Regions from separate parts of the Homo sapiens genome. Here region 2 is linked to region 1. Evidence: chromatin loops called from intact Hi-C (ENCODE). Cell type or tissue: ascending aorta. All regions are shown on one strand.

Evidence for each region. Peaks named below come from ENCODE experiments on the same cell type or tissue, not always from the same donor. Only the 100,000 strongest peaks of a DNase experiment are listed, where the experiment ranks them.
Region 2: a loop joins it to region 1, with 1.9 times the contacts of the local background. A loop is called at or near these places in 1 of 110 quality-filtered maps.

What each region holds. Positions count from the first base shown.
Region 1 is chr10:662,799-667,798 of GRCh38, forward strand. All of the region lies in intron 1 of DIP2C (disco interacting protein 2 homolog C), which reads right to left. DIP2C-AS1 (DIP2C antisense RNA 1) reads left to right here. Exons shown (of 4, transcript NR_187391.1): 4 at 1-5,000. Among named protein-coding and RNA genes, the nearest start is that of DIP2C-AS1, 15 kb to the left of the region's middle. RefSeq lists an enhancer at 1,185-1,712. In ascending aorta, no CTCF peak of the experiment used is centred here; DNase peaks (open chromatin) are centred at 2,863 and 3,583; H3K4me3 peaks cover 1,332 bases; H3K27ac peaks cover 934 bases.
Region 2 is chr10:591,003-596,002 of GRCh38, forward strand. All of the region lies in intron 1 of DIP2C (disco interacting protein 2 homolog C), which reads right to left. Among named protein-coding and RNA genes, the nearest start is that of DIP2C-AS2, 35 kb to the right of the region's middle. In ascending aorta, no CTCF peak of the experiment used is centred here; a DNase peak (open chromatin) is centred at 3,059; H3K4me3 peaks cover 594 bases; H3K27ac peaks cover 1,066 bases.

The sequences.
Region 1 (5,000 bases):
AAACTGTGGCAGGCCTGCGATGGCTGTGGTTGAGGAAAGAGGCCACACCCACAGCCAGCAGAACCACACTCAGCAGCAGCCTAGCCCCACGTGGAAGAGGCGTGAACACTCTCGGGAGAGGTGGATGTACGCTAATGGTTCTCAGCTCCGACCTCTGTGATTAACAGAACATGCTGATTGGTTTTATCTGAACGTCACACAAAAGGGTTTCTATGTCCAGGAAAGACTCTAAACACTCTGGACCCTGCTGGGGCAGATGGTGACCGTGACCCAGTGATACCACTCTCCAGTGGGCAGCCTGGTCTGCAGAGGGGGAGATCCCTGGGGCAGCCCTACCTCAGCATGGGTGAGTTTCTGTTGCAATTCTATGTCCAGTGTAAATAAACTGTGGAAAACTGGGAGATGGTACAAGAAAGCAAGGATGCCAACTAAATGAATAGAAAGATCTACAAGGGAAGGCTGAGATCAGCTGAAATAGGATTGGGAAAGTAAAGGCCTGGCTGGAACTTCGTAATGGCTTTTGAGGCTCGGGAACAGGGACAGTAGCTGCCCTGTCCATCCCAGGAGAGAACAGACGGACATGGCTGGAAAGCACTTCCCTGACTAAAAGTGTCTTTAAAAAGGGAGATCTCAGAATCTCCTTCCCTGGAATGCTTTAACCCTTCATGGAACACAGCAGAAATTCCACAGCCCTGCATCCCAGGAAGCAGGGACAGGACAGCAGCTTCCAGCACACAGAAGCATTTAGAGGCATAAGTAGCTACGCAAAGACAGCAGGAGCCGTGCCTCGAAAAGGCTGAGATGTCTGAGAAATAAAGTTGTACGCGGATTTACGCCTGGGCAGGTTGAAATGCGTGTGCCATGACAGATCCGGAAGCTTGTCTACTCGAAGGTCCACATCCAGGTATGTTTCACAGTCATCACAACTAGATTTTCAGAAATTTAAAACTCCTAATGAAGAAACACAAACCTGCACGTCTCACGCCACCACTTAAGGCAGCGGCTCTCAAGCAGGGGCGATTCTACTGGGAGGAGGGATGCTGATGGCACCAGAGGGTGGGAAGCAGGGATCTGACGCTTAGCACCGCAGGTGCCAAGGACGGCCTCCTCCCCACAAGGGCTCCGGGAGGCCACACCAGAGGGTGGGAGGCAGGGGTGACGCTCAGCACTGCAGGCACCGAGGACAGCCTCCTCCCAGGAGGAAAAAACAAAGACGGGAAAAAACAAAGGCTCCCCACAAGGGCTCCAGGGGGCCACACCAGAGGGTGGGAGGCAGGGGTGACACTCAGCACCGCAGGCACCGAGGACGGCCTCCCACAAAGGCTCCTCTGGGCCAGAGCATCCGTAGTGCCAAGGGGAAAAGCCCGGACACAAAGGATCCAGTGTTTTCAACGTTGCTCAGGGTATCTCCACACAGAAACTCCCATCTGCCTTTTGTGCAAACTCTGGGGTCTTGCAATCGATAAACGTTCACAAGACACAACACGTGAACCTAACAATTCTCTTTTGCTCCAGGAGAGAGAAAAGAAGGAATGGTTTGGGGAGATTCACCGAAATTCTGTGAGTTCTTGACTAAAAATCACCAAGTCCGCTGTGTTCTGTTATCAGCAGTCCTGGGTAGGCCCAGACCCACCTCACCCCCAGCGGGACCCAGGAAAGGCTTTAAACCTCAAACGTCCCTTTTCGTAACACTGGCTGTTTCATGTGGTTAATAAATCATCCAATAAAATGACACACATAAGCCCAGTTATACACTCGACACATTAACACTATTGATCATTGTTATATGTCCGGGTTAATCAACATTACAATGCTACAGAGAAATCATTGGTACTAAGAGTTGTAAGGATGATTTTTTAAAATTTATGTATCTCAATTTTTTATACTGTTACTTTTTACATTTTAAAAAATGTATATTCTGAAATATTTTTGATATTTTAAAATGTTAATGTATCAAGCATTTTAAAATGAACCAAATATATATCTACAAATATATAGGGAATTTTTAAATAAATATCAGGGTAGAAGGAATTAAAACTCCTAACTTAATACTAAATAGACGGGAAAAAACAAAGTAGAGAGTTCTCACAGACTCCTGAAGGAATATATAGTAATAAAGCTCAAAAAGTACATTAAAACCTTTATAACGATGTTTTAATTACCAACTAACAAGAAAATATCTACTGAATCGCGACTAGCAGATACCCAGGTCTGTTCAGCACCTGTACTCTCCCCTAGGTCTGCTGAGGAACAGATCAATTCTGTTGGAGTTGACCTTGAAATTTAAAAAAACAAAACAAAACAAAACAAAAACAGCTTTAAAGATTTAAATTTCCTGAATAAAACAGAAAATAAAAATAACACTTCTGCACCTGTGAGTTCTCTTGACCCTAATTTATTTTTTGCTTTGGATGGTTCATAAAATATACATATATACCTTAACCGTGCTTTATATTATATACTAGTGATTGTTAATTCATTATTAACCTCACTCTACAGCTAAATTCTAACACTAATCATGGTGGCATCATTAGGACATTGTTCTAGGTGGTGCTTTTTTAACTGAAAAGAAAAACGGGGGATAGGTAATAAATAATTATGTAATCTAAAGAAAAAGTTTTAATTGTGTGAGTCCAGTAACGCGATCATCTAGCATGGAAAATATTTTCAGTAGTTCCAGGAAACTTCACATAAGAAACACTAAATAAATTCTAAGTTCAGTATATGAGTTAGAGACATTTCCAAAAGGAAAGCACACACAGTTGGTTGGGAGCGCCTGGATTTTCTCTAGCAAAAGACTCGTGGAATCCATGCTTTCGCCGCCACGTGACGAGGCACACGCGGACTGGGACATCGTCCTCCACCCTCCAGAACCAAACGCTACGCGAAACCACAGCGCCAGATTCCCACACTGGAAAATCCCTGAGCAAAGACTCACGTGACTCCTCCTCAGCCGCTTTCCCAAAACAAAACACATCAATCAAACGAACCCGATGAAATATACGAGATCGAAAGGAAAACAAGAGCCAGGCTTATCTCTTACAGGAACACTCCATAAATCTTACACTGAATTCACTCATCCTTCCACACAATCTGCTGATAAGAGGTAAATAATCAAGTGGAAATCACTCAAAGAAGCGCTTTCCTCCCCCAACAGACGCCGAAGTCTTTGCCGTGGCACTTATGGGGTGCTCTAACTTCTCAGCGCTGGCCGTCACCAACGCAGGCCGGCAGCACCCTGGAAAGGCCCAGGTCCCGCAGCTCTCCCTCCACGCGTGGCTACGGTGGAGGAACGAAGAGCAGCTGTGAGTTCGTGGGAAAGAAGGGCTATCTGGAATAATACGAGTCCGGGTGACATATGTAATTGTGAGTTTTTGTTTTCTCCGAACTGGCCTTATTATTATTAATTATTCCTTCAGCACCTACCGGGAAAGCGAGAAGAAAGCAAAGGGCATCACTCCCTACCCACGAAAGACTCACAACATCCCTGGAAAAGCAACGAGGCGAACGGCTGGTCTGCGTTCAGAGCTGGTGAGGAGCAGGGAGAAGAATCCAGAGCGTCCCCGCCTCCCTCCCTCACCGCCCTCCCGCACTGATGTGAACACGGGAGTAACACCGCGCGTGGGGAATCCACTGGCACCCAGAGCCCGGCCCGCGGCAGCAGAATCACCCAAGACTGAGATCCTGTGGCCTGAGTCGGGGCCGGGGAAACCAAGCCTGCAGGACTCCGGGAGCAGCCGGTTTCTGCACACAGGTAACATAGAACTGGGGGTAAGCAAAGCCACGAGGTCGGCCCGTGGCCTGTCTGCCCGTGGCCTGTCTGCCCGTGGCCTGTCTGCCCGTGGCCTGTCTGCGCACAGCTATTAAAAGTTCAATAAACGTGGTGGCAGCAGCTGAACTGGCTACCACAGGACGCAGCTGGGGTCTGGACGTGGGCCTGGGGGCTGGTGGAAGGCACGTGTGTTGAGGCGTGTACTCAGGGCCTGCCTACTTCCCCAGGCCTACGGGGACAGATGTAGCTCCCCAGGAAATACCACAGGCAGACCCCGGCCGGCAAGCTGCCCCAAGAAGCAGTGCGCCTCCCAAAATCAGAAGCAGCTAAGCTGACCCCCACCTCATGTGAAAGAGCCAGGCACCAGGGAGAGGGCACCCACCCAGTCTCCTAATCATAACAGACATTCACAGCAACACCACGAAAAAGAAACTACTGCTCTGACCTGGAAAAATGAAATTTAAAACAGAAAACACACAGGTTGTAACTAAAAGGCAGACGGACCAGGTGCGGTGGTTCATGCCTGTAATCCCAACACCTTGGAAGGCCGAGGCAGGCGGATGACATGAGGTCAGGAGTTCAAGACCAGCCTGGCCAGCATGGTGAAACCCCATCCCTACTAATAATACAAAAACTAGCCAGACGTGGTGGCAGGCACCTGTAATCCCAGCTACTCAGGACTGGGAGGAGGCGCAGGATGACGACGAGAGAGAGACGAGAGAGGCAGATGGCCCACGGCAGGCTGAGCACAGGACCTGGCTGAGGCCTCCTGGGGAGGGGCAGAGGCAAACATGCTGCTGCTTCTAGGCTACTCGGGAGGACGCACGCTCAGAAGGGGCTGCACGGCAGGACTTGCTGAGGAGCAGTCACGTGGATGCCCCCGCCTCTCACAACGCACACACTGACAACATGCAACTCACATACAACACAACATGCATGTACAATGTACTCATACAACATATACAACACTGACAACACACAACACACACAACACATGCAACCTATACAACACATACCCAATATATGCTACTCACAACACAATATGCATTTATAACACACTCATACAACACATACCCAATGCATGCAACTCACAACACAACACGTACGTACAACACATACACACATACAGCACACGTAACACATACAACACAACACACATGTACAATGCACTCATACAGCACACACAACTCATAACATGCACATACAACACACAACACTCATACAAAAC
Region 2 (5,000 bases), 72 kb before region 1:
GACCATTTCCCTTGTCAAGATCAACACTGCAAACACACATCCAATTCATCCTGTCACTAAAAAATGAAAGAAGCCGCCACCTCCATCACAGATAACAGTCAGGTTTCCATTACTGGTTTTTTTTGTTTTGTTTTTTTTAGATGGAGTCTCTGCTCTGTCACCCAGGGTGGAGTGGAGTGGCGTGATCTCGGCTCACTGCAACCTCTGCACCTTCCCGGTACAAGTGTTTCTCCTGCCTCAGCCTCCCGAGTAGCTGGGATTACAGGTGCCCGCCACCACGCCTGGCTAATATTCATATTTTCAGTAGAGACAGGGTTTCACCATGTTGGCCAGGCTGGTCTCAAACTCCTGACCTCAGGTGATCCACCTGCCTCGGCCTCTCAAAGTGCCGGGATTACAGGTGTGAGCCACCATGCCCTGCCATTACTGGTGTAATTTCTAAGCCACTCTCTCACACCCACTCCCCTATTTTGTTAAAAACCAGTTATATGGCTATATTTTTTCCAAGAGAACCAGTTACCCATTTGAAGTACAAATAAAACATCATGTTTAAAAACCAAAAATGCCAATTTGCACAGAAGTTTACAAATACCCAGTCGATTTGAGCCTTGAGAATAAGATCAAGCTGTTGGCTAAATACAACTTCCCTTTTCATCTGCCTGCCGGTGAGTTAGACACAAGGACGAAGCCACCAGCTAGGGACATGAAGGCAGGAACCACCAAGGTAACCGAGACTCCAAATAAAAGCTCAAGGGACCAACACAAAGGTACCACACCCCACACCCTCCTCTCCTTCCTTTTCAGAACTTCCACAGGATGAAACAGGGACCTCTCCTCAGACGTCCCACAGTGCAGGCAGCCAGAGGGGAAGACAGCGGCGGCCTGAATGAGGCGACCAGGAAATCACATTCCACAAACAGCAGAAAGTCTCCATGTGCTTTACATCTTGTCTCTGAAGAACGATGCGAGTCTAAGTCGCCAGAAAACCATATTCAAGTGTCATTTCACATTTCAAGCGAAGAAAACAGTGGTAGGGCATGAGGGAGACACATTCATAGCCATGTGTTCTGGGGTATTCAACAAGAGGTTTTTTTCTGTTATAAACGTATAATTAGACATTCTCACATTTCTGTATAATTGATATTTCTGCTAATTAGGAAGCATATTAATATAAAGTGAATTCCAAGTGTAATAATCGGAGGACCCATTCAGATGACTTCAGGTTCTGCTGTGTTTCAACTGAAGAAAATGGTTCTGTGTATTGGTAACAAGGCGTGACAGTTTGTGTGGCTGTAATGAGGGCTCATGTTGCCTCCGTAGCAGCGGATGTTATATCACCACATTATCTTCTACAAAAAATCCTGAAAAAAATGAAGGCTGAATAGACATACATACCCTCCCAAAATAATCCAAATGTCCATCGATACGAAAACAGATGAATGACGGTTTGTTCCCACCATGGAATATTCCTCAGCAGTGAAAATAAACTATAGCCACAGGTACCAACTAGCATAAAGAAAATATTTTTAAAATGCTTAAAGTGAACTGACTAGGTGGAATTCCTCGATTACAGGTGTCTGCTTAGAAAGGGTATGGTTCTGAATTCCTGGGATTCAGAAACTAATTAGCAACCCTGTTTGGAGGCACATCTAGAAAAAAGCAAAATAATGACAACACTATTTTTAATTCTTTGTAAATTATAACTATTACTATGAAAATTCTAAAAATGTGAAATTTTTCCCAACTGTTCCTTTGACAAGCTTCAAAATAAATACCATGAGAATACAGCTCCAGTTAAGTTAGTAGAATGGAAACCTGAAGATGTACGAGCCGTCCCTGCTCGTGTAGAAATCTGAGAGCAGGTATGACACTGCAAGGCTCAAACCAACTGGGTATTTGGAAACTTCTGTGCAAAATGGCATTTTTGGTTTTTAAACACGAGGTCACTGTTATTTGTACTTCAAACAGGTAACAGTTTGGTTCTCTTGGAAGAAATACAGCCATAAAACTGGTTTTAAAAATATATATATGGGAGTGGGTATGAGAGAGTAGCTTACAAATTATGCCAGTAGTGGCCGGGAACGGTGGCTCATGCCTGCAATCCCAGCACTGAGAGGCAGTCCCCACACCTTTGAGGGCACTGGTCTCCTCTGCCGCCTTCCTGCAGGACCAACCCCAGGACACTCACTGGGTTTCCATCCCTGCCTCATTCAACATCCCCCCGGGGTGGTCTCATCGTCATCTGGGGCTCAGCTCTGCCCCACTTTCCTAAATCTGACTTCAGAGCCTGCAAACACCCACGCCCAGTGTAACCCTAAGTCCACGTTTACCCCAGAGAGTCCCAATTTTATATGTTTTCCCAACATCACCTTAGTGATAATTTATCCTGTAAATTCCAACTGCCTTCACACCTCACCCCCGCTGTCTCCCAGCAGACCCCACACCCGGGTCTGTGCATGCCGCCCTGCTCTGCCCACGCGGGACCCCCCCCCCCCCACCCTTTCTGGAGAAATCAGCTGGCGATCATCTCCTCGTGGAAGGCTGCCCTGACTTCCAACCCTCTCCAGCAGAGGCAGGGGCCCTCCTCGGTACTTCCCCCCAAAAGCTGGGCCAAGCATGGAGACGGCACATATCCTAGCTGTGCCTGGGATGTCACGGGCGGGGTCCCCAGATGCTCTGCACACGGCCTGGGGCACCACCTGAACACAGCAAGTGCTGAAGAAATAAAACCGACATGCACTGACCTCCGATAGGGCCTCCTTTACCATCCACATCCGTCTCCCCTCTGGACAGTAAAGTCCACAAGAAAGGGAGAGCTTGTCTCACTCACCTTCAAATTCCCAGGGTCACCCTGGCAGGTAAAGGGGACTCGAATGTCTTCTGAAAGCAGCAGCTGGTTAGCTGCCGAGTTAAAGGGCCTCTGAATTTCAGAGCTCTGTGTAGGAGTCCAGCACACTTTATCATGAATGACTCCAACCACGGCGGAACTGGCCGTGGAACCAGTGCCAACCAATTCAGGGTGTGTTCACCGTTTCTCAGTTCATTATCACAACTCACTAACAGAGCAGCCGTGCACAGATCCTCAGACGTTTACGCAGTGGGATGACAGAGGGGCCGACGGTGCTGAGTCACGTGAAGGTCCCGTTGCAGACTGGGAGAGAACGGCCAGACATGGACCCAGGGAGAGCACAGACCTCGGTTAAGTCAGCTCCATGTAAATAGCACTCCTGCCAGGCCCTTTCCTATCTGCACAGCTTCTACAAATTCAACTCTCACACCTGACACCTAAGAATACTGCACAACCCCACATGAAACTCCCCACTTACCTCCCAAAATGACCTGGCACGGCCGAGTACAAACCATTTCAACATAAGGGAACATGGCCAAGTACAAACCATTTCAACATAAGGGAACATGGCCGAGTACAAACCATTTCAACATAAGGGAACATGGCCGAGTACAAACCATTTCAACGTAAGGGAACATGGCCGAGTACAAACCATTTCAACGTAAGGGAACATGGCCGAGTACAGACCATTTCAACGTAAGAGAACATGGCTGAGTACAAATCATTTTAACATAAGGGAACGTGGCTGAGTATAAACCATTTCAACGTAAGGGAACTGGAGGGCACGTGGTGCTTTCTCGAGTCCCTGGCTGCTTCCTGACAGGAAGGCCCAATGCTTCAACACCCCTAGTGAAGGGCAGGTCTCGTCGGCCCCCTCAGAGTCAAGAAAACCCATGTTCACTTTCTCAAGACCACACACAACCGAGCCGCAAACCAGGGCGGAATCTCGACTCTCCGGGTTCAGATCATGTCGAATTTACGACCTGCTGCTGTGGACACTGCAGGAAATGATGAGCCTGATTCGGGCTTTGACCTTGAGCTAATTAGCATTAGCTAATTTCACTTCCCAGGACCAACTTCCAAGGCCTGCAAAGCCAGAGAAGGGAGAGGAGACAGAACACGCCCTCACCGCAGACCTGGTGCAAAGCACGCACTTCTCAGATGTGTCCCAAGGTGCAGTGTGTCCGATGCCCGTTCACATCCACCGACCCGCAGGTCTTCTACATGGCATCAGCCTCCTGGGCACTCGGGACAAGAGGTAAAATGGCAAATCCCCTCTGCAGCAAAGGCGAGGCGCAGGGCCCACACGGAATCAAACTGACCTTTTTCTGACAGTCTCAAAACAAAGAAAATACTGTACAGCCAACGTCCCCTCACGCAGGTTTACTCACCTGTGACTCGTGGGCCATGACAGAAAACTTCAGGTTCTTATTAGTTCCTATTTTCCCCATCCAGGAAGCCTTTGGTTTTAATATACAAACTTGCCATTTTGTAGGCCAAAAACAGCCAAATATTGGCAGTTTCCTATGGTTCAACTGAATAAAATATGACCACAACCTTTTGTGAAACCATGAAGAAAAAGTGAGTATCTCAATATGTGTTTCCAGACTGTGGCTTTGTCCCTGAAGCACTAACTCTTCTCACTCAGGATTTGAGACACTGAAGAACAAACATCAATATCCCACCAAGAGAACTGAAAGAATGAAATGATTTTGCATCTACCTTGAAGCCTTTTTAGAACAAGGCAGGACACAAACTTTTAAAAAGCTCCAGTTGTCCCTCCATCTACACAGGGACATCGGTTCCAGGACACCCCGGGTTTACCGAAATCCACGCGTCCGCAGGACCCGCGCCCACCCTGTGGAGCTGCATGTAGGAAATGTCGGCCCTCCACAAAGTCAGGTTTTTTCAATAAGGGTTTGGTTGGGAAAAAAAATTAACGTAAATGATCCTTCGAAGCTCAAGCCCATGTTGTTCAGGGTCAGCCGCACTTACTACTTGTGTCATAATCTGAGGCCTGACAGCCATCGTTCTTGATAAAGGGATGGTTAACAAACTAACTGTTCTGATTAGAAAGCGGAGGAAAAAGCTTATTTTTAAGCCGACAAAGAGTGGACACTGCTATGGTGAATGGAAAACAGACGTAAATAAG